Regions from separate parts of the Mus musculus genome. Here all the other regions are linked to region 1. A link is a loop called in an ENCODE intact Hi-C map of the cell type or tissue named here. Cell type or tissue: left cerebral cortex. All regions are shown on one strand.

Region 1 (5,000 bases):
TGTGCACACACATCTACAGACACGAGAGAGAGAGAGAGAGAGAGAGAGAGAGAGAGAGAGAGAGAGAGAGAGAGAATATCAAGAGGTGTGGAGGTCTGAATAAAGCATGGCCCTCACAGTCTTGAGCACTTGAACACTTGGTACCCTGTTGATGGTGAGGTTCGAGGAGGTTAAAGAGGTGTGGCCTTACTGCAGGAAATATGTCACCAGAGGCAGGCTTTAAGAGTGCCATATTTCAAGTTCCCTCTCTTTGTCCTGTACTTGAGATAAGATGTGAGTCCTCAGCTTTCTGCTCCAACAGCTATGCCAGCCTGCTGCTGTACCTCCCTGCTGAGATGGAGTCTTGCTCCTCTGCAGATGTCAGCCCAAGTAAACTCTTCCTTATACAAGCTAACTTGGCCATATTGTTATCCCAGAAATCAAAAACTAAGACAAGGGAGTTCCCTGATCTCTTTTGTTATTTTCATTTATTATTATTATTATTATTATTATTATTATTATTATTATTATTATTATTATTATTAGATGCCTTCCTATGGTGAACCTAAGTAAGACAGATCCAGGGAAATGTTGAGTTTAGCATGTATGAGATCTATAGATCGAAGCAGCAAGGAGAGGAATAGGATGAAAGAGTCCCATCCCTGAGTTAGGAGGGTTCTGGATTCTTCCTTGACAATACCAACATGCTGCCCCTGGCCTACCAGATATAGTCAGACAAGCCAAGGAAATGCAGCCTCAACACTTCCAGGATCATTCCAGAAACCAAGTCCTCTCCAGAAGCTGGCTCTTGACATCTTATAGCTGCCTCTTCCTTCTCCGCAAAGACAATGTCAAACTGCAGAGAAGAAAGGATAGGCATAAAACCAGCAATGAGATGGGACGGAGACAGTGGCTGTCGGAGGGGGTAAGATGAGCCAGTGACTCCTGCCATAAACAAATTAGAGAATATAAAATACACATACGGCCTGCAGTGCATTTATTTTCTCAGGGTTACTTAGCCAGGTTGGAAAACAAAATCCTGAAATTACTGCCAAGATAACCGAGATGGGGTGAGGACTTTTCCCCCTAATAATTCTCTTCCTATCTGCCCATCTTAGGTCAACAAACATGCTGTGACTGACAGGTTAAAATGTTTAGGTTAACCCTGCTCTCACACAAACCGTTTTTAAGTTTTCCAGGAGAAGAGAACACTATAAAATTATCTAATCAGCTTCGTTCCATCTTCCCACTTTCCAACTCTCTTCCCATCTCCCCTCTGAGTCTTTTCTAAGATGAGTTGCATGCAGTGACTTCTGTCATTACCATGGTCTTCGTTAAGCCCGTGAACATGAGCCTTGTGAGCTCCCACAAGTAACCATGTGCTTTTAGAGCTTTTAGGAAAAGCTATAATCAAAATATATTATTTTGTGGAGCCCAGGGTGGTGACTCTGAGGGTATAGGGACTTGTTGCCCAGAAAAAGACCTGACTCGATTCCCAGTAAATATACAGTAGGAAGAGAGAACTCACTCTTACATGTTGTCCCTGACGTCTGTACATATGTCATGGACATATAAATAAATAGATAAATAAATAAATACTCTCTCCACAGATAGATAGATAGATAGATAGATAGATAGATAGATAGATAGATAGATAGATGAGGGTTGTCTGTCTATCTGTCTCTCTCTCTCTCTGTGTGTGTGTGTGTGTGTGTGTGTGTGTGTGTGTGTGTGTGTGTGTAATTCTATAGGTAGTCAATAAAAACAAAAACATCTTTGTTAATATCAGTCTAGGACTGGCATTGTCTAAACACAGCACTGTATAGAAACAGAATGTGAGGTTCCCCCAAATAATTTACACATATTTAATAATCTATCTTGACGGAACACTTCTTTCACCATTGAAAAATTCTTACCCCACCTTCAGTAACAAAGTTTCAATGATAAAAACAAGTGTATTTTTGAAAATAATCACAAGCAGACTGCTCAAAGACTCCAGGGTCAAATTTCAGGGAAATAAACTGGTATGAATTATCAGATTAGCTATTTTTTTCTCCTATCATCCACATTAGCATTGATTAAAATGGCCTACATAGCTCCCATGTTTTCTTATAGAAGTTGGAGAAGAACAATCGTCCAAAAACTCATGTTCTAGAAATTACAGTTGCTAAATTGTGTCAGGAAGTATGCTATTGACACCTTGGAATAGAAATTACTGATAAGAAATTGCCTATATGCCTGTGGGTATATCTGTGGGGGATTACTGTGAACATTAATTGATATGACATGATGCGATCCATTGTGGGACGCATCATTCCTGAATAAAGAGATAGGAGAATACCTGAACTCACTAGCCAGCTAGTCTAGCCAAACTCTGAACTCTGGGTTCAGTAAGATACCTTGTCTGAACAAATCAGGTAAATAAGTGGTTGAGGAAGACACTTAATTTGACCACTGGCCTGTGCATGCACACAAGTGTACACACACACACACACACACACACACACACACACACACACACACACACTATACTTAAACACAACATTTTTAAGGATGATGAAATAATATTATACCCATTTTGCAGATAGCAAAACTAAGATCTAGATTTTCTGTCCTTAGGCCTGTCCAGTAAATTCTGGAAGCAAGACTGGAATCAGCAATCTGACAGAGTTTAAGTTGCTAGCTGCCAAATTCTGAGCCCCCTCACACAGCACCTGGTATGTATTTAAGGCTCAATAAATGGCAGCAGATGTTACTTCTCTCAGTGTTATTATGACACCACCAAGAAGAAGGCGCTGATTTGGAAGCAAAGCACCCATCTGATAAAAAAAAAGCACCAATTTAAAGTAATAAGACTGGCAGAGTTAGAGACAGACAAACTCATCGCCACAGCTGAGCAGTGAGGAGTCCTGCCAAGCAGCCCCTCTGCTTGCTGGAGCTAAAGGAATGAGTCAGGAATGTGAGTCACAGGATGAGTCCTAGGAGGAGACACTCAAGTTGGAAACCTGAAGACTCAGGGAAATGCATGGAGCATTTTCTCTCTCCACGAGCTAAAGTCTTACTTCTCCCATCAGCTCCATAAGACAGAGTCAGGCCCTGGTCCTCCTCCCACAGATGCGGCGACCCACATCCCTAGCATCCCTTTCCAGCCACCAGCTCCTCCTGTGTGTTTCCTGTCTTCTTTTCATCACTGACATGCATTTGTAGATTACCTTCTAAAATGACTTTGTTTTAAATAACATTACAAAGCTGGCTTCTCTCTTCTTGCCAGCCTCTACTAGGGCTTTCTTAGCAGTTCTCTTCCCAAGACCATCTCCCCTCCCCAGTACTACTTCGAAAGTGTGATCACACTCATGATACACACTTAGTTTGTATAATTATTCTTATTCACTTTGAAAATGTCAGACATGTATACAATGTAGCTTGATCATATCCAACTCCAACTTCCTCTTCCCAATTCTCTGACACCCCCAACACTAATACACCCCCTTTCCAACATCAATTCTTCTCTCTCCCTCACCCTCTCTCTGTCCCTCCCTCCCTCTCCCTTGCTTCCTCCCTCCCTCCCTCTCCCTCCTTTCCTCTCCATCTCCCCCTCCCTCTCCATCTCCCCTTCTCCTCCTCCCTCTTCATCTCCCTCTCTTCCTCCCTCTCCCTCTCCCTCTCCCTCTCCCTCTCCCTCTTCCTCTCCCTCTCCCCTTCCCCTCCCTCTCCCCTTCCCCCTTCTCCTCTTACTCTCCTCATAACCTTCTATGCCCGTTTAATGCTACCTTCTTGGATAGTCTCTGGTGGTGTTGGCTTGATTTCAAGCAGGTTTTGTGAGATAGCTGTAAGTACAGTGAATTCCGGGTGAGCATCAGCCACATCTTGTGACCTTCTGACAGCATTTCACAGTGCCCCTCCCTGCTCTCCAGTCCTAACAGTCTTACTCCTTTCTCTGCAATGCTCGGTTTGCAGAACTGAAGAACCACAAACAGAAGAGGAACATTCTTCTAGATGGTTCAGTCAGTGCGTAATGCACTTGGCTTATTGATGTAAGACACAATCTACAAAATCTGTGTATAAAAGTACCTATTATGGTGGCCCACATTCATAATTCCAGCACTAAGGAAACAGAGACAGGCAGATTCCCTAGGCCTGCTGGTCAGTCAACTTAGCCTACTTGATGAGCTCCAGGTCAGTGAGAGACCCTGTCTCAAAAATCAAGGTGGAATCTCGGGAGATCGCTGGATGAATACAGTGGTTTCTGTCCAAGCACCTGACTTGGAATTCCTAACACCTATACAAAAGCCAGGCACAATGGTGTGTCTGTAACCTCAATTCTAGGGGTCGGAGACACATGGATTTTGGGAGGGCTTGCTGGCCAGCTGGCTTTGCAAAATCAATGTGCTCTAGGTTCAGTGGGGAACCACATCTCAAAAAGTAAAGTGGAGAGAGCTACGTTGTACCTATTATCAACCTCTGTTCTCCACATAGGCTGTGCTTCATGGCACGTGCATATGCACCATGTACTGATGTGTACACTGGTGCATACATCTTTCAACACGGGCCAAGCTTATTCGTGATATCATTTTACAATATGTGAATATATTTTGTGTTCTGGGATGAGTGTCCTAGTAGGAAAAATTAATGAAGTTTTTGTTTTGTTTTGTTTTGTTTTTTGTTTTGGGTTGTTTTTTTTTTTTTAAATAGTTCTTTAAAAGAAAATCCCCCATGGGAAGCAGTTAGGAGAAGGCTCTGTATTTTGCAAAGAACTGTGTTCCAGATGGATGCGGATAACTTTGCTTTGGTAGTTTTCTGCTACGTGGACTCTTAGCCCTGTTACACTAGGCTTCCCAGTCTCACTGGATGACCTCCTTAGCTAGACAGCCATTTCCTCCTTAGCTGCCTCCTACAAAACATCACACCCTGGCCTCCATCCTCAGCCCAGTGCCAGGCCCATCATTGGGGAAGACACCGCACTTCCGAACAAGGTACATTCCAGGACTTCTGTTCTCTTGCTTCCTTTTTAATCTCTTCCT
Region 2 (5,000 bases), 310 kb after region 1:
GGAATTCATCCCAGGTACCACCTCTAAAGGCATATTTTTTAGGCTGATGGTTTTCTCTTGGGATTGCTGTCTCTTGAGAGGGAGAAAAGTTCCCTCCCTCCTCTCCACTCCCATTTTAAGGCTCAGACAGTTTAGAGTCTCTGGTCCTCATACTCCCTGAAGGTGGGAGGTCCTTCTGGGTTGCAGCCACTGGTGTCTTGACTGATAGCTGCAGGGAGGGGGGGGGATTTTAGGGTCTCCGGGTTTTGTGTCATTTTGAGTAACATAGGTCCCCATTTGGAGAGAAATGGGCTCATGTGTATGTGTAGAGGCTGGGAGGTCTGGCCGCTAAGCTCACACAAGCAAACAGCCCAAAGGCCGCACTTATTAAGATACTTACTGCATACCTTCGAATCTGCAGCTTTGCTCCCGCCCCCAGCCCAAGCCCCCCGCTGTGCCCTTGCTGTTGCTACCAAGCCCAGCGCCTGCCCAGGCTTACCTGGCGCTCCCTTCCCAAAGGAAACTGTGGCTGGAAAAGCAAAAAACAAACATTGCATGCCTCAGCGAAAAATGGAAATCACGGAAGAGCGGCTGGGAGCCCTGTGCACGGGGACCTCGTGTCCAGCTTGAAGCATAAATCCTGTGAGATTGCTTCACGTGGACCGAGTCAGGGAACTGTATGACAAAATGAGGTAGCCCTTTCATGGATCACACTGTTGAATGTAACCCGGGGTTGGTGTCTTACTGCGGGGTACAACTGTCAGCACGCACCACACCAAACTAATATTTCTTAGAAGTTGGGACCGTGTTGGAAATGGCTTTAGACGAGGTCCCCACTTTGCTAAGGATTTTTGGAGCAGGGAGGGTTGTTTTTTTTTTCCCTTAATTCTTCATGTGGAGAAAATGCAAGTGACTGAGCCTTCACACCCTCCCTCCTGCCCACCAAGAGCTGGATTCTCTCTAGGTCTAGCAGTACTCCTGAGCCCTCTCAACACACACACACACACACACACACACACACACACACCACACCTACCCCTGTCCCCATTTGGACTGCTAGGATCTACAGGCCTCTACCAGGAAAATTGGGCCCTGCATTGCTGGAGGGAGAAAAGGTGGGAGGAATCCTAGATGAGGACTTCCCAAGGTCATCTCTTGGGATCCTCTAGTGCCTCTGTGTTGGGAAGCCCCTTTCATCTTAGCCTTCAGTCTTTCCAGCCCTCATACCCAGGAGGCTGCAGACCCCAGATCATCCATCCACCTCTAGGCAGGAGGGTACAGCTAACACTGAGCAGCAAGACTCACATTCCCAGTCCGTAATCGAAACACAGTCTGGACTCGGGATGCTTACCCCCTCCCTACCTCAAGCCTGAAGAATAATGCAAGACTTCCAGAATCAAGTCAGGAAGGAGAGTCCTGGGTGACTGAGTCAAGTCACAGCGGACTAATCCCCTGAAGGGCTGCTTGGGAGTGGACTTTACCTGTTCTGGAAGAAATGCCAGCCCAGCCACTCTTAAACTGATGGTACCTAAAGGACAGACTTGGCCTGATCTTGGCACACCTGATAACTCTTGGCACCTGGGGAACGAGCAGAGTATTCCCCCTTCCTCTCGTTCTCCAGGTTGTTTGTGAATGAGAACAGTGAGCATCTACAGTGCTTTTCCCACCCCAATTCCCTGTAGACAAGCACTTCCCAGGTCCCCCCTAACACAGTGGTATCGGCACAGGAAAGAATAAAAATAGGAATTCCTGTAGAGATAAGTCTCATCTTGGAAACAGAACTGACCGCAAGCAACACGCTACTGCCACCTCCCCCACCCGGGCCCCTGCTGGTCCACCTCAAGGAAAGTTTTCCAGCAGTTTCTCAAAGTTCCAGACCAGTTTCTGGGCTTTTGGCGCCCCCTCTGGATGTTGCTGAAAATTGCAGTGTAATTTTCATGTCAACTGTTTTTTAAAAATAGTTTCTCCCCGAAAAGATCAAGAATATAAACACACTTTCGTGGAGGCGTAGAAATATGTAAGAAGTTTCACGATTTAAAATGTCGCAGCACATTATATCTCTCCATATTTTGTATTAAGGGTATATTTATAAATGGATGTATTCATGAACAAATACTTAATAAAATATTTCAAAATGCCCTAAGGCCACTGTCGTTTTCGTTGCCTTTGTGCCAGAATACGTGATAATTACAACAAATTACAACTGGCTGTTTTAATACATCTGACAGTGGCCCCTGGTCTCTTCAAATACCTCCATCCCAGAACATAGAAGTGCGTCTACACGAACAAAACCTGGTCCCCTACTCTGGAAAAAAAAAAAAAGATATATTTTCCTACACGTTGTGAGAATAATCGGAGCTACGAATATATGGCTATTGTTTGTAAATCTCTTAAACTCGTAAACAGGCTACAGGGTAGTAGAGACATGCAATGCTAGGAACATTCGTTTGAAAAGAAACTTCGACTGAACAGAGTTGTAGCTTGCTGCTATCACGAGTTCCTTTCCCCAAATAACAAATGCCCACTTCGGAAGAAAACGAGAGGAAAACGAGCTTTTCAAAAGCATCCCAAAGAAAAGATTCGTTTATGTCTAAGTGTCCACACTTAGCAAATTAGAGGGGAGGAACCTGTCTTTGATATGATACAGGCCGATTCGCTTTATCAATAATTTAGTAAGTTCAAAGCGAAGCTTTGCAAGAATCAGAAAGGGGATGTTTAAATGAAATTGTTTATCTTTTTTTTTTTTTTACACCGTTGTGAGTTTGTTTGTGGTTCCGAGGGCATGTCGCCCGGTGGCAACTAAGATTTTTATTCGTTCCAGAAAAGATAATTCCTCCCTTAGCCAACCTTGCTCTAAGAGTTTGAGTAAACACGCAGCTTCGGCTCCAAGCACTCTTAAAGTGCAACGGACACCTAAGTGGCCTCCCCCAGAACGCCCACCTGTGTGCAGGTCTAAGAGGACGCAACTAAAGTCCAGACGCCTAGAGCTTCGCCCTCTTAGGTATCTGGTAAAAGGAAGGCCCAAGCAAGGGAGCCACAGGGCTCCGCCAAAGTGGCCCGTTTTGTCTGGAGTCTCCAGTCCAAGTCAAGGGCCTTCTCGGCCTCACCGCCCGGCCCTGCCACCTTTGCAAACTTCGCCCTCAACCCCGGAGTAGTTTTGCAAACTCCAGTGGCGAGCCTGACGGTGTTTGTGACTCAGTCAGGAGGCAAGAAGCAGAACTCTAAAGTAATAATCCTGACTACGAGGGGCGTCAGAGTACTGGAGGGGCCGGGAAAGGACTTGTCAGTTCAAGGTCGGCGTGGCCCACGGGACCGGCCGCAAGAGCCGGGGACTGCGCGGTCCCTGCCGCCAGCCTTTGCCTGGTGCTCGGCTTTGGTTTTCATTGATTCCCCACTGCGGGAGCGCAGCAGAAGCTCCAGTCACCACACCAGCTTCGTTGAACCAGAGCGCGTTAATCTATTTATATGGATTATTACAGAGAACAGCGGGCGTTGAGTCACCCAAACATTTGCTTCCAAAAGACCATTTCTAAGCACTTTTTTTGGAAGCCGGCAGACTCCAGGCGCAGAAGCCCAGCTCCGCTTTGACGAGCAGCTGTTGCAATTTCCATTGCTGTAAACGCCAGCGAAGTCCCGGGTACCACGGAGACAGCATCGAAAAGTGGGGGTGGGGGGTTGTGGAGGGTCCTAGTCTAGACACGCTCGCGTGCACGCGCACACACACACACACACACACACATACACACACACACACACACACACACACACACACACACATCGGTTCACACGGAGACCGTTCCAAAACTGTGACATTCCGAGAGTAGAGAGCAAACTTACACACTCGGACGTCCCGGGTCCCCCGCTTGCCCCGCGCCCCCCTCCAAGTCCCCTCACCCCACCATCCACCCTCTGGCTGAGCTCCCCTCCCTTCTCCTCCCCTCCTGTCTCGTCACCCAACCCGGAGCCACAATCCTCCCCAGCCCCCCTTCCAAAATCCGGTCCAATCAGCGACTTGCCAACACTGATGACTCAAGAGCTAGCCGTGATTGGCCCGAGGTATCTAACGTGAAGGAGGAGTATTTATTAGAGACCCTGAGCTGGAAGTCGGAGAGCCGAGAGCGCTGCTCGGAACTGCCTGGAAACTTCTGTGGGAGCGACAACTTTACCAGTTTCAGTCCAGGAACTTTTCTTTGCAAGAGAGACGAGGTGCAAGTGGCCCCGGTTTCGTTCTCTGTTTTCCCTCCCTCCTCCTCCGCTCCGACTCGCCTTCCCCGGGTTTAGAGCCGGCAGCTGAGACCCGCCACCCAGCGCCTCTGCTAAGTGCCCGCCGCCGCAGCCCGGTGACGCGCCAACCTCCCCGGGAGCCGTTCGCTCGGCGTCCGCGTCCGGGCAGCTGAGGGAAGAGGAGCCCCAGCCGCCGCGGCTTCTCGCCTTTCCCGGCCACCCGCCCCCTGCCCCGGGCTCGCGTATGAATCTCCTGGACCCCTTCATGAAGATGACCGACGAGCAGGAGAAGGGCCTGTCTGGCGCCCCCAGCCCCACCATGTCGGAGGACTCGGCTGGTTCGCCCTGTCCCTCGGGCTCCGGCTCGGACACGGAGAACACCCGGCCCCAGGAGAACACCTTCCCCAAGGGCGAGCCGGATCTGAAGAAGGAGAGCGAGGAAGATAAGTTCCCCGTGTGCATCCGCGAGGCGGTCAGCCAGGTGCTGAAGGGCTACGACTGGACGCTGGTGCCCATGCCCGTGCGCGTCAACGGCTCCAGCAAGAACAAGCCACACGTCAAGCGACCCATGAACGCCTTCATGGTGTGGGCGCAGGCTGCGCGCAGGAAGCTGGCAGACCAGTACCCGCATCTGCACAACGCGGAGCTCAGCAAGACTCTGGGCAAGCTCTGGAGGTGAGCGCGCGGGCCGCCAGGGAGGGCTCGGTGGCTAGGGGGGACGCGGGCTGCACTCACCGACCCCGCCCCGCCTCCCTGAGCCGCGGAGTTGTGCATCCTGGGGTCTTTGGTCCAGGATG
Region 3 (5,000 bases), 140 kb after region 1:
ACTCCTGAATGGAGCCTTCCCGCTCAGAGAGCAATTGTTGCTGCTCACTCTTTTGGAGCTCAACAAACTAAGGTCTTTCAACAGTGGGAAGAGATACAAACTAGAGAGTGGAACTTTCTACTTGTTTCTAAAACCATGAGTGAAATGGCAAAGGAAAACGCTGTAGGTCACTGTAAGGAGCCAAGCTGTTGAAGGATCACAAGTTCCCTTGACCAGACACGAACAATCAGGCTTCTGTTTCACATCTGAAGAGAGCATTACTTACTGTGTTCAAAGTGGAACGCAACAGCCATCCGAAGCAAGTTTTCTATTACTAGGTCCTGACAGGTCTGAGAAGACTCAGGCATTGAGGAGAGTGTGCCAGCAAACCTTTACAAATCACAAAATAAAATGCAAACTCGTCCTGAAACACCTGACCTTGAACTAAGGTCTTTGGGGAACTAGTCACAGTATGTGTCGTTCAAGCTAGGTTAGTGGGGAGGAAGAGCCAGAGCTCAACTCTTTTGTCCCTGTTAAAAGCATGGAATGTGTGTGGGTGGGTGAATAGTCAACTGAGCTTCCTGCTAGCTTTCTCAGTGATGACCTTAGAGTTTATGTTTTGATGTTTAATGGTCATGGGGATCAGACTCAATCAACTTAGGGAACTTCACACTGAAGAGAAATGAGAAGGGAGTGTGATGGTTCTCTTTTGTGTCTCCAGAACAGGAAGCCGATGCCTTCCCCCATTCACCTGGCCTCTCAATGACTTGCTTCCACAGGCTCGCATTCACTCTGGTAATTGTTTACAAGTCTTGAGAGATGGGGAAGAGGTTGAGTAAATAACTTAGTTGGTAATAGGATTTTCATGCATACAGAGAGTACTGAGTTTGACTCTTTGAAACCCTGTCAAATACTGAGTGTGGTGTGGCACGCTTGTAATTCCAGCCCTGGATAAATGGAAAGACAGAGATCCCTAGGTTTGCTGGCCAGCAGAGTCTAATCAGCAAGCTTCAGGCCAGTGGCTTGGTCTCAAAAATAGAAGTGGATGGAATCTGAGGCACATCTCTTGAAGTCAGCCCATGACCTCCACATGTGAGTGCACATAGACAAGCAAGCAAGCAAGCACACACACACACACACACACACACACACACACACTCATGGGAAGGGATGAATGGAGGAACAGATGGAGGAAGAGAAGAAGGGAGAAAGAGAGACAAAGACAGAAACAGAGAGAGAACACTATGATGGAGCCAGCAATAGTAATGTCATGGAGTCAACTATTCCAGGCAGAGAAGTCAGCAAGATTTCTTGCAGATGCTTGACGTAGGTGAGGACATTCCTTCTGGTGGTACAATTAAGAGGAGCCGCAGGGTCAGGGAAGATAGGACCTGGAGAACACAGGGTCCCCGTGCATTTTCTGTCTTGGAGTAATCAAGTATAAAGTTGATTCTTTGTGTTATCAACCATCAAGTCTCTGAAACTACAAAAGCAGGCCCATTTCTAGGAGGCTTACAGGGAGTCTGGAGCTGGCCTCCAGCATTTCACTGACACTCCACGACAACCTTCAAGAGCAGGCACCACTTTTATCCTCTTTCACAAGTCAGGAAACACGGGCTTAAAGGTTAAGGAACTTGCCAAAACTGTCCTGCTGGTAAGTGCTGGAGACTCCATACCAAAGGCAAATGACAACCACGGAGTGGGGGGCGGGGGAGTTAAATGGCCCATGCTATTGTTTGAACTCACACCCTACACTCAGGAATAAGAATCCCAGCAGACACAAGTTTATGTATGTTCTTCATAAGCAAGGAAGCAAGGTGGGGGACATTAAGAGGAGCCTTATGGAAAAGCCAGTTTCTTCCTCCTGGTGCCTCCTCTGAAGCTACTGAAACCTCAATTGGGAGAAGCCTGAGGTCTGGGCTGGCCCCTGGGTGGATATTTCCATCCATTCTGAGTGCTGAGAAGCCTTCAGTATCCCTCTCCCAGTGTGGTTAGAGGTGGAGGAGAGTCTGGGCTTCAGTGCCAGGGACCACACCCCTTTGTCAGGAACATGCAATTAAACAAGAAATAAAAGAGGGGAGCAGAGAGTGAAGACGTTGCCGCCCACCCCCCACTTCCCTTGAGCATTCATTCTTACACGTGCACACACATGCAAGGCAGGCGGATGTCCTTCCCTGGGGTCCACGAGCTTCTGGTGAGACATTTTCCACCTGGTGCCATTCTGCACTAAACACTCCTCAAACCCAACCTGAGCCTCCTCTGACCGTCGGTGGGGATATTTTTAAAGGCATGACACAGAGAAGTGTGACACACTCGGTTTTCTCAGTGGGTGGGTAGAGGGCTATTTCGTGTTGTTCTTGTCACTGAGCCCAACATTACAAGTGTGCCCTTCATTACTACAGCGAGAGGCTTCTGCAGCCCGAGCCAGCACAGTGTGTTCCCGAAGATGGGAAAGTAACCTGGACAGTGTGCGAAAGAGGGAGTGGAGGCCTCTGGGGACAGGACCTGCCCTGCTAGACGTTCCTTTGCACCTCAGGTTCTTGGCCACAGTGTATAAAATGTCCCAATGGCTGCTACTTAATCCCCTGTGTTAATCAATGACTGCAACTGAAAAATTGCTAGATTCCTGGTTACTGAGACCTCCATCATACCGTGAATGATTAATGCTGTTTTGTCTCCCACCAGTTCTTAATCCCCCCACTTTCTTTTTCATGGAGGGGGGATATGTGCACATCACACTGAACATTTATAGGGGCATTAGAACTAAATACCTGTCTCACCATTTACATGGAGAGATGCTAGTCAAAGGGCTTCATTGTTTCCTTGGGGCGAGGTGGGAGACAGTGGGGTACACCTGCCTTGGGCACAGGCAATAAAAAGGTAAACTGAAGGTTGGGAGTTTAAAGGCAATTATGGAAATAATTAAGAGTGGGCCTGCTTTTCTCTTGGTACCTTGCATCGGTGAGTCTAAATAATATCAGTTGTAAAAGATTCCTTCCTCTTTAAGAAATCCTTCCCCACCATCTCTTCCCACTCTGCCCCCAAGAGCTGCTTTGGAGGAGGGAGTTGAAAGTCTGGATTTGTAAAATCGGTTCAAGTTCATCTTATTTTCTACTAATTGAATGCAGCACTTACATTTTTTTGATAGCCACCTGATTTCCCCTATTTATTGTAACAGGAACATAAGCGTTAGTCCCTTCTGAGCAATGAGGAGTGAGTCATCCCTGTAGTGAATGCAAATGCTTGAAAGAGGATCTTGGGGGCAAATACATATCCCCGTGGTGTGCAAGAATAAGGACCTGGATTCGATTCACAGAATACATATTAAGAAACAAGTGGCTAGACACAGTGGTGCGCACTTTCACTGAGAAAGCAGAGGTAAGTGGATGCCTGGGGCTTGATAGTTAACCTCCTAGGTAATGCCAGACAAGTGGGGGTCCATATATCAAAAAATAAAATAAATGGTAGATTGTGTCTGAGAAATGACACCTGCAGCAGTCTTCTGACTCCCACACACATGTACACATGAACATGAGAATCTCTCTCTCTCTCTCTCTCTCTCTCTCTCTCTCTCTCTCTCACACACACACACACACACACACACACACACACACACACAGTATACACACAGGCACATACACCTATATGTACACATAAATACATACACATGTATACACATAAGTGTACACATGAACACACACAAGAGTGCATATATGCACATACACACAAGTACATACACACAGTATACACACAGGCACACATGTGTACACACGCACACATGTATACATAAATACATACACATATACATATAAGTGCACACATGAATACACACACAAGTGCATACATGCACATACACACAAGCACACACACACACACACACACACACACACACACACACACACACACACAAGAAAGTGGATCTCAGAAAGAAGGTACCTGGCTCTGTCCTCATTCTGATTTTCTCATAGTTCCTTTACAGAAGGCTCAGGGTTGCCTCTCACACAGCCCAGAGTCAGCTGGGTCTCATTGCATCTCCCTACTTCTTTAGGGTCTGAACCAAGCCTTGGCCATTTCTAGATTACAACAAAGGTCTACAGACCACAATTCAATCACCAAATTCAGCCCAGTGTCTGTTAGAAAGAGGTGCTAAAATAATGACCTACACGTTATCCACAGATGATTTTATTTTGATGGCAGAATCCAGTCTTTGTGACAGACTTTGGGCCTTAAAAGTCTAAACAATTTTCTATCTGAGCCTTTCTAGGAAAGAGTTGCCAGGCATCACACTAGAATATCTGTATGGCCCTTAGCTGGATGCATTGTTTCTTCTCTTGATCTCTTACAATTCATTCTCTACCAGGCAGACAGCTTTGTTTGTTTATAGAAGTCATACCATGATAGAATATGACCACTCAAAGCTGCCCATTAGCATTCACTATAATAAGAATAAAACACACTCTTCATTCCCTGGGCTAAGAAAATCTCACAATCTGGCCTCTGATTCCTCCCATAACCCCTTGATACAGACAAGCACAATCTCTCGAATGTATACACTGAAGCTCCAACACCCAGTGTGTCTGTATACAGGAATAGTTCTGAGGAAGGCAGTAAGATTAAATAAAGTTGTAATGATGGCGTTTTGATCCAACAGGCCTCTTTTTTTTTAAATATTTTTATTATTATGTATTTTCCTCAATTACATTTAGAATGCTATCCCAAAAGTCCCCTATACCCTCCCCCACACTTCCCTACCCACCCATTCCCATTTTTTGGCCCTGGCATTCCCCTGAACTGGGGCATATAAAGTTTGTGTGTCTAATGGGCCTCTCTTTCCAGTGATGGCCGACTAGGCCATCTTTTGATACATATGCAGCTAGAGTCAAGAGCTCCGGGGTACTGGTTAGTTCATAATGTTGTTCCACCTATAGGGTTGCAGATCCCTTTAGCTCCTTGGATACTTTCTCTAGCTCCTCCATTGGGGGCCCTGTGCTCCATCCAATAGCTGACTGTGAGCATCCACT
Region 4 (5,000 bases), 170 kb before region 1:
CGAGCCCTGTTTATCATACCCTTCATTGAGAACAAAACTCTATCGTCGTGTGTGATGTCATGTGACAATTTTTATTTTTGCTTCATGTATTTTTATTTTTAAAAACTCTCCCCTTTAATCCCAGTACTCGGGAGGCAGAGGCAGGCGGATTTCTGAGTTCGAGGCCAGCCTGGTCTACAAAGTGAGTTCCAGGACAGCCAGGGCTATACAGAAAAACCCTGTCTCGAAAAACCAAAAAAAAAAAAAAAAAAAAAAAAAAAAAAAAAAAAAAAAAACCTCCTTAAACCAATATCCTAAAAACATCCCATCTTTCCCACTCATAGCTCAATTACTTCAGTTCATGAGTGTACAACTTTATTTTACTTTCTGGTGGTGGTTTCGGTGCTGGTAAAGATCTCCATTTTGTGTGTGCCCTTCACTCACAGGGATTGATGGGGAATTATGAATATGAAAAACTACCCCCCCAATTTCATTAGTGAGCTGTGAGAGGGACTCCATTATTTCACATTACATTGGCTCCCTAGAGTCACTCCTAGCAGCAAACTTAGTCAGTACAGCAATGCCACAAGCAGAAAGTTCCGCCGTGGTCCACCTGACATGAAGCTTCCTCTGATAAGAAAATCAAGGGAAAGAAACAAATCTCTCAGCAAGGCATAAGGAAATGACAAATGCACACCCACATATACACACCTACACACTCACACATGCATGTACACATACATATACATGCACCTACATACTCACACATGCATGTACACATACATATACATGCACCTACATACTCACACATACATGCACACATACACACACATGTACACATGCATATACATGCACCTACATACTCACACATACATGCACACATACATACATACACACACACACAGTCTGTCCATTTATGTTACTGAATACCCAGTGTTCTCTGCACTATTTGTTGAAGATCCTATTCTTCTCCTCATTGCACATTTTTTGAATTACCACCACCACCACCAACAGAAAAAGAAAAAAGAAAGCAAATTTAAAAAGGAAGCTTTTGTATGTGCACATGTCATTTAATTTGTAGATTCTATACTATCATTCCGAGTCTCTCTATGCATCATCATGGTGATAAAGTTATAATAATTTTATAGCAGTTAAAACAAACAAAAACAGCCTTTAAAAGAGAAGAAAACCCACTTAGGTGGAGTTGTAAGTTTATATCTTTAGACAGACAGATGTGATTTCTTCTGAAATTCCAAGTAGATTAAAACCAAAGACCTTCTTATAACAAAACACACCTAAACTCTACAGGGTTTTTTTGTTTGTTTGTTTTTGGATTTGTGTGTGTGTGTGTGTGTGTGTGTGTGTGTGTGTGTGTGTGTGTTTCAATTACAATTAAATCTCAGGCCCTGAGCTGAGAGCATGCAAGCAATCATAACATCAGAGCCGTGTGCTGTTCTAGGCATTTCTCATTTAAGAGTTTTGACTGATGGCTAATTTCTGATGCAAATTGAGATCACGTTCCTGTTTATAAGGAGAGCAGATGCAGGTCAAATGCTGGCAAATTTTGTCAGGAAAGTAGTACGAGAAATCAAGAGAACTGCAGGGTTTACTTTTTTATTTATTATTTTATTTTCTTATCTGCCCTTCACTCACTTTTTCATTTACCAGCATAAGTGCTTTGTCTACATGTATGCCTTAGCATCACATGTGTGCAGTGTCAACACATGCCAGAAGACATTAGATACCCTGGAACTGAAGTTAAAGACAGCTGGGAGCCACCATGTGTGTTCCAGGAATTGAACCCCGTTCCTCTAGAAGAGTAGCCAGTGCTCTAAATCACTGAGACACCTCTCCAGCCTTATACTTTGATTTTTTAAATTATATTTATTTGTTTGTGTGCTCATTCTCTCTCTCTCTCTCTCTCTCTCTCTCTCTCTCTCTCTCTCTCTCTCTCTCTCTGTGTGTGTGTGTGTGTGTGTGTGTGCATGCCTGTGTGTGCGTGTGCGTGTGCGTGTGTTTATATACATGGCATTGCTTGCCTGTGGAAGACAGAGGACAGCTTGCAGGAGTCAGTTCTTTCCTTCCATTGTATCGGTCTTTGAATGAAACTCAGGTCTTCAGTTTCAGAGGTAAGCACCTTTGCTGCTGAGCCATTTCAATAACCCCATGGATAATTTCATCTTAAATAAGTCAACGCTGATATTGTGGCACAAGTTTATAATATCCACAGACATGTTGACTGTGATCTAGTCAAAATAATAAATCTATGGCTTATTTTTTTAAAGTAGAAAGCTCATCACCACTTTGCCAAATGGCATGAAGAGCTGCCACGTATCTGTTATATTATGGGTAATGTTTTACTTTCTGAGGAAAAAAAAAGCAGGACTTGTTCAATAACTGGAAAAATAGAAAAGCCAAGAAAGTTCCAAGAAGCAGACTTCCACTAACACTGTGTTTTAGTGTTAGAAGGATATACTCTCTACAAAGACGTGGATGTATAGGGCATATGAAAGGGCCCTTCCTGATTCCTTCCATCAGAAGTCTGGTGTTTCAAATTTATGATACGAGGCCTTTCAGAGAAGAGACATTTGTGAACTGAAGCTCTCTGCTCCTCCACTGTCATCCCATATGGACCAGAGTTTCAGGAGCTCAATATTCTATACAGCAAGTCTCAGCCCCGCCCAGCAGCCCACCTCTGCCTCTACAGAATTAAAAATCCAGGCTGTGATTCGGATCTGCACATGCTAGCTGAAGAAAACTGAGTGCCCAACACGTACTGTGGGCTCTCCACCCACAGGGAACTGGGGGCCTGAATCATAACTACTCCGTTTAGAAGAGACTTAATTTAGAAATGTGCAATATGCTGAACAGGCACAGACCCAAACCAAATGTTTGCAGTAATAGAAATTTCCGTATGCTGTACAGCATTTAAAATATGTTATTTGCCTACACTCAAGCCTTCAACAGCAGGACCTTTCTCTGGGACACAAATGACAAGCCCTATCTGGCCGCCAGGACTAACACTATGCTACACTGTACCCTGTGTGCTCCTTTGGTTTCCAGGCAAGGTGCCTCCCTCCAGAACTACCCATAGCAGAAGAACCCACACAAAGCCCTCCCCTGGGAGGGATCCAAAAGGACTGGTGAATATTAATAACAGACAGAAAATGAATGTGTTAGTAGAGAGCTGTTGGAGGGATTACATGATTTCATATTAAATTAGTTTCCTAGAGTCACTCCTAGTAGTAAACCTAGAAGGTACAACAGTGTCGTATGTGGGCCACATTACTCTAAGCATTGCTTGACAGATGAAATTCAAGGTAAAAAGGATTGTCTCGGTATCACTTAGCAAAGCAGCAGAGAAACCAATAGCACATAATGCCTGTCTGTCTTCTAGGGATTAAAAGATAAATAAATGGGGGCTGGAGAGATAGGTCAGCAGGTGAGAGCACTGACTGCTGTTATAGAGGACCGAGCTTCAACTCCCAGGGACCACATGGTGACCGACATCCGTCTGCAACTTCAGTCCCAGAGGACCCAATGCCTTCTTCTGGCCTCTGTGAATGCTGCATGGGTGAGGTGCATACACAGACATTCACGGAAGCAGAAAACACATACACATTAAAAAAATGAATAGGCTTTATAAATCAGGAACATATAGCTCACTCAAAGTGCTGTGATCACCCGAATCATGGAATGGAGAAAGAAAAGCAATAAGACCATGTTCAAATATGGAAATATGTATGACCCTTGAAAGACAAAAATTGTGACATTTCAAAGGAGAGTTTGGGCACCTGTCTTCATCCTTCCTGTTTTTTATATTCCTTATCACTACACGTGGGGCTGTTGTGGACCCAGCCTCTGTGGTGTCTTTAAATCCATACTAACCTATGGGTATAGGTATCTTTAGCAAGCATCCTGCACTCGACATATGATGGCTCTTCAGTTCTGAGGCATCATCTCAGGTAAATTATTTTACTGGCAGCCCAGCCTGCAGCTGGGGATCAGCGCCCACCTCTGACTCCTCTACCTGCTCAATACTGAGCCTCTTAAACCTCCACCGAACCGCGCTACCTACAGCCAAGCTTTAGGTAAAGAACATAAATATACACTCCTGGTTTCCACAACACCACCTGCATGTTTTAAAGTTTTATTGAAAAAAAAATAACAAACACGTGTACAGAAAGAAAAAAAAAGTGAATGCAGCAAATATATTTGGTGCTCTGAAATTTTACAACGAGCACACCTGGGTGGCAGCCCCCTGACCAAGTCATAGAAAGTTCTCCAACCTTCAAATTATCTTCAGGCATCTTACCAGTCATGGCCTCCCAACAATGGATGATTTGATTGGCACCCGGACTTCTACATTATGGAGTAGAATGGCCACGAAGTCCTCACAAGTGACTGGCAAGTGGCATCATGAGCAGTTTATGCATTTCTGGAGATTCAACACCGAGCTTGTGCCTGGTAGACAAGGAATCTTCCAACTGAGATGCATCCCCAGCCCACCAGTCTATTACCCAACATTATTGTCTTATGTGTATATATGTGTGCTATGTAGACGTATCTATATGTTTATGCATGTTCACGCGTAAGTCCTCAACTTCCACAGGGATAGGGTTACAGGTGTTTGTCCGTGGCTTTTTACGTGGCTGTTAGAGATCTTTTCAAGTCAGTCCTTAGGCTTACACAGCAAGCGTTTTACTGACCGCGCCATTTCTCCAGTCTCAATATCTTGATGTCAAATAGCACAGATTCATTTTGCCTCTTGGTATTTATATATAAGACGGAACCATAGTGCATCTGTTTATAAGCTCTTTACCCGCTGTGCTGCTGAAAAGCATCTGAGTTGTTTCCAGTTCTCGACACTTCAAAAGCTATTGCTGTAGGCACTCGAGTGAATGCTTTTAGTGAATGTTTGCGCACGTATCTGATGGGTAGAAATTTGGTAGTGGAGGCAGCAGCAAAAGAACTCAGTGGATAAAGATGCTTACTGCCAAGGGTGTTCATCTGGCCTATGT

Evidence for each region. A loop is a pair of places that touch in the nucleus more often than their neighbours do. Peaks named below come from ENCODE experiments on the same cell type or tissue, not always from the same donor. Only the 100,000 strongest peaks of a DNase experiment are listed, where the experiment ranks them.
Region 2: it touches region 1 in a loop (3-fold over the local background); 2 of 42 quality-filtered maps call a loop at or near these places.
Region 3: a loop joins it to region 1, with 2.8 times the contacts of the local background. A loop is called at or near these places in 2 of 42 quality-filtered maps.
Region 4: it touches region 1 in a loop (11-fold over the local background); 3 of 42 quality-filtered maps call a loop at or near these places.

Annotation. Positions count from the first base shown.
Region 1 is chr11:112,467,669-112,472,668 of GRCm38, forward strand. No RefSeq gene overlaps it. Among named protein-coding and RNA genes, the nearest start is that of BC006965, 240 kb to the right of the region's middle. In left cerebral cortex, no CTCF peak of the experiment used is centred here; a DNase peak (open chromatin) is centred at 2,872; H3K27ac peaks cover 856 bases.
Region 2 is chr11:112,778,138-112,783,137 of GRCm38, forward strand. Sox9 (SRY (sex determining region Y)-box 9) reads left to right here and starts at 4,073. Exons shown (of 3, transcript NM_011448.4): 1 at 4,073-4,878. The coding sequence starts at 4,448. RefSeq lists an enhancer at 2,114-2,902, a cis regulatory region at 3,679-3,693 and a promoter at 3,895-4,402. In left cerebral cortex, a CTCF peak has its summit at 1,884; DNase peaks (open chromatin) are centred at 1,799, 2,597, 3,011, 3,485 and 2 more places; H3K4me3 peaks cover 2,154 bases; H3K27ac peaks cover 1,652 bases.
Region 3 is chr11:112,608,949-112,613,948 of GRCm38, forward strand. No RefSeq gene overlaps it. Among named protein-coding and RNA genes, the nearest start is that of BC006965, 100 kb to the right of the region's middle. In left cerebral cortex, no CTCF peak of the experiment used is centred here; a DNase peak (open chromatin) is centred at 2,261.
Region 4 is chr11:112,296,225-112,301,224 of GRCm38, forward strand. No RefSeq gene overlaps it. Among named protein-coding and RNA genes, the nearest start is that of Gm39461, 140 kb to the left of the region's middle. In left cerebral cortex, a CTCF peak has its summit at 2,997; DNase peaks (open chromatin) are centred at 2,750 and 3,483; H3K27ac peaks cover 257 bases.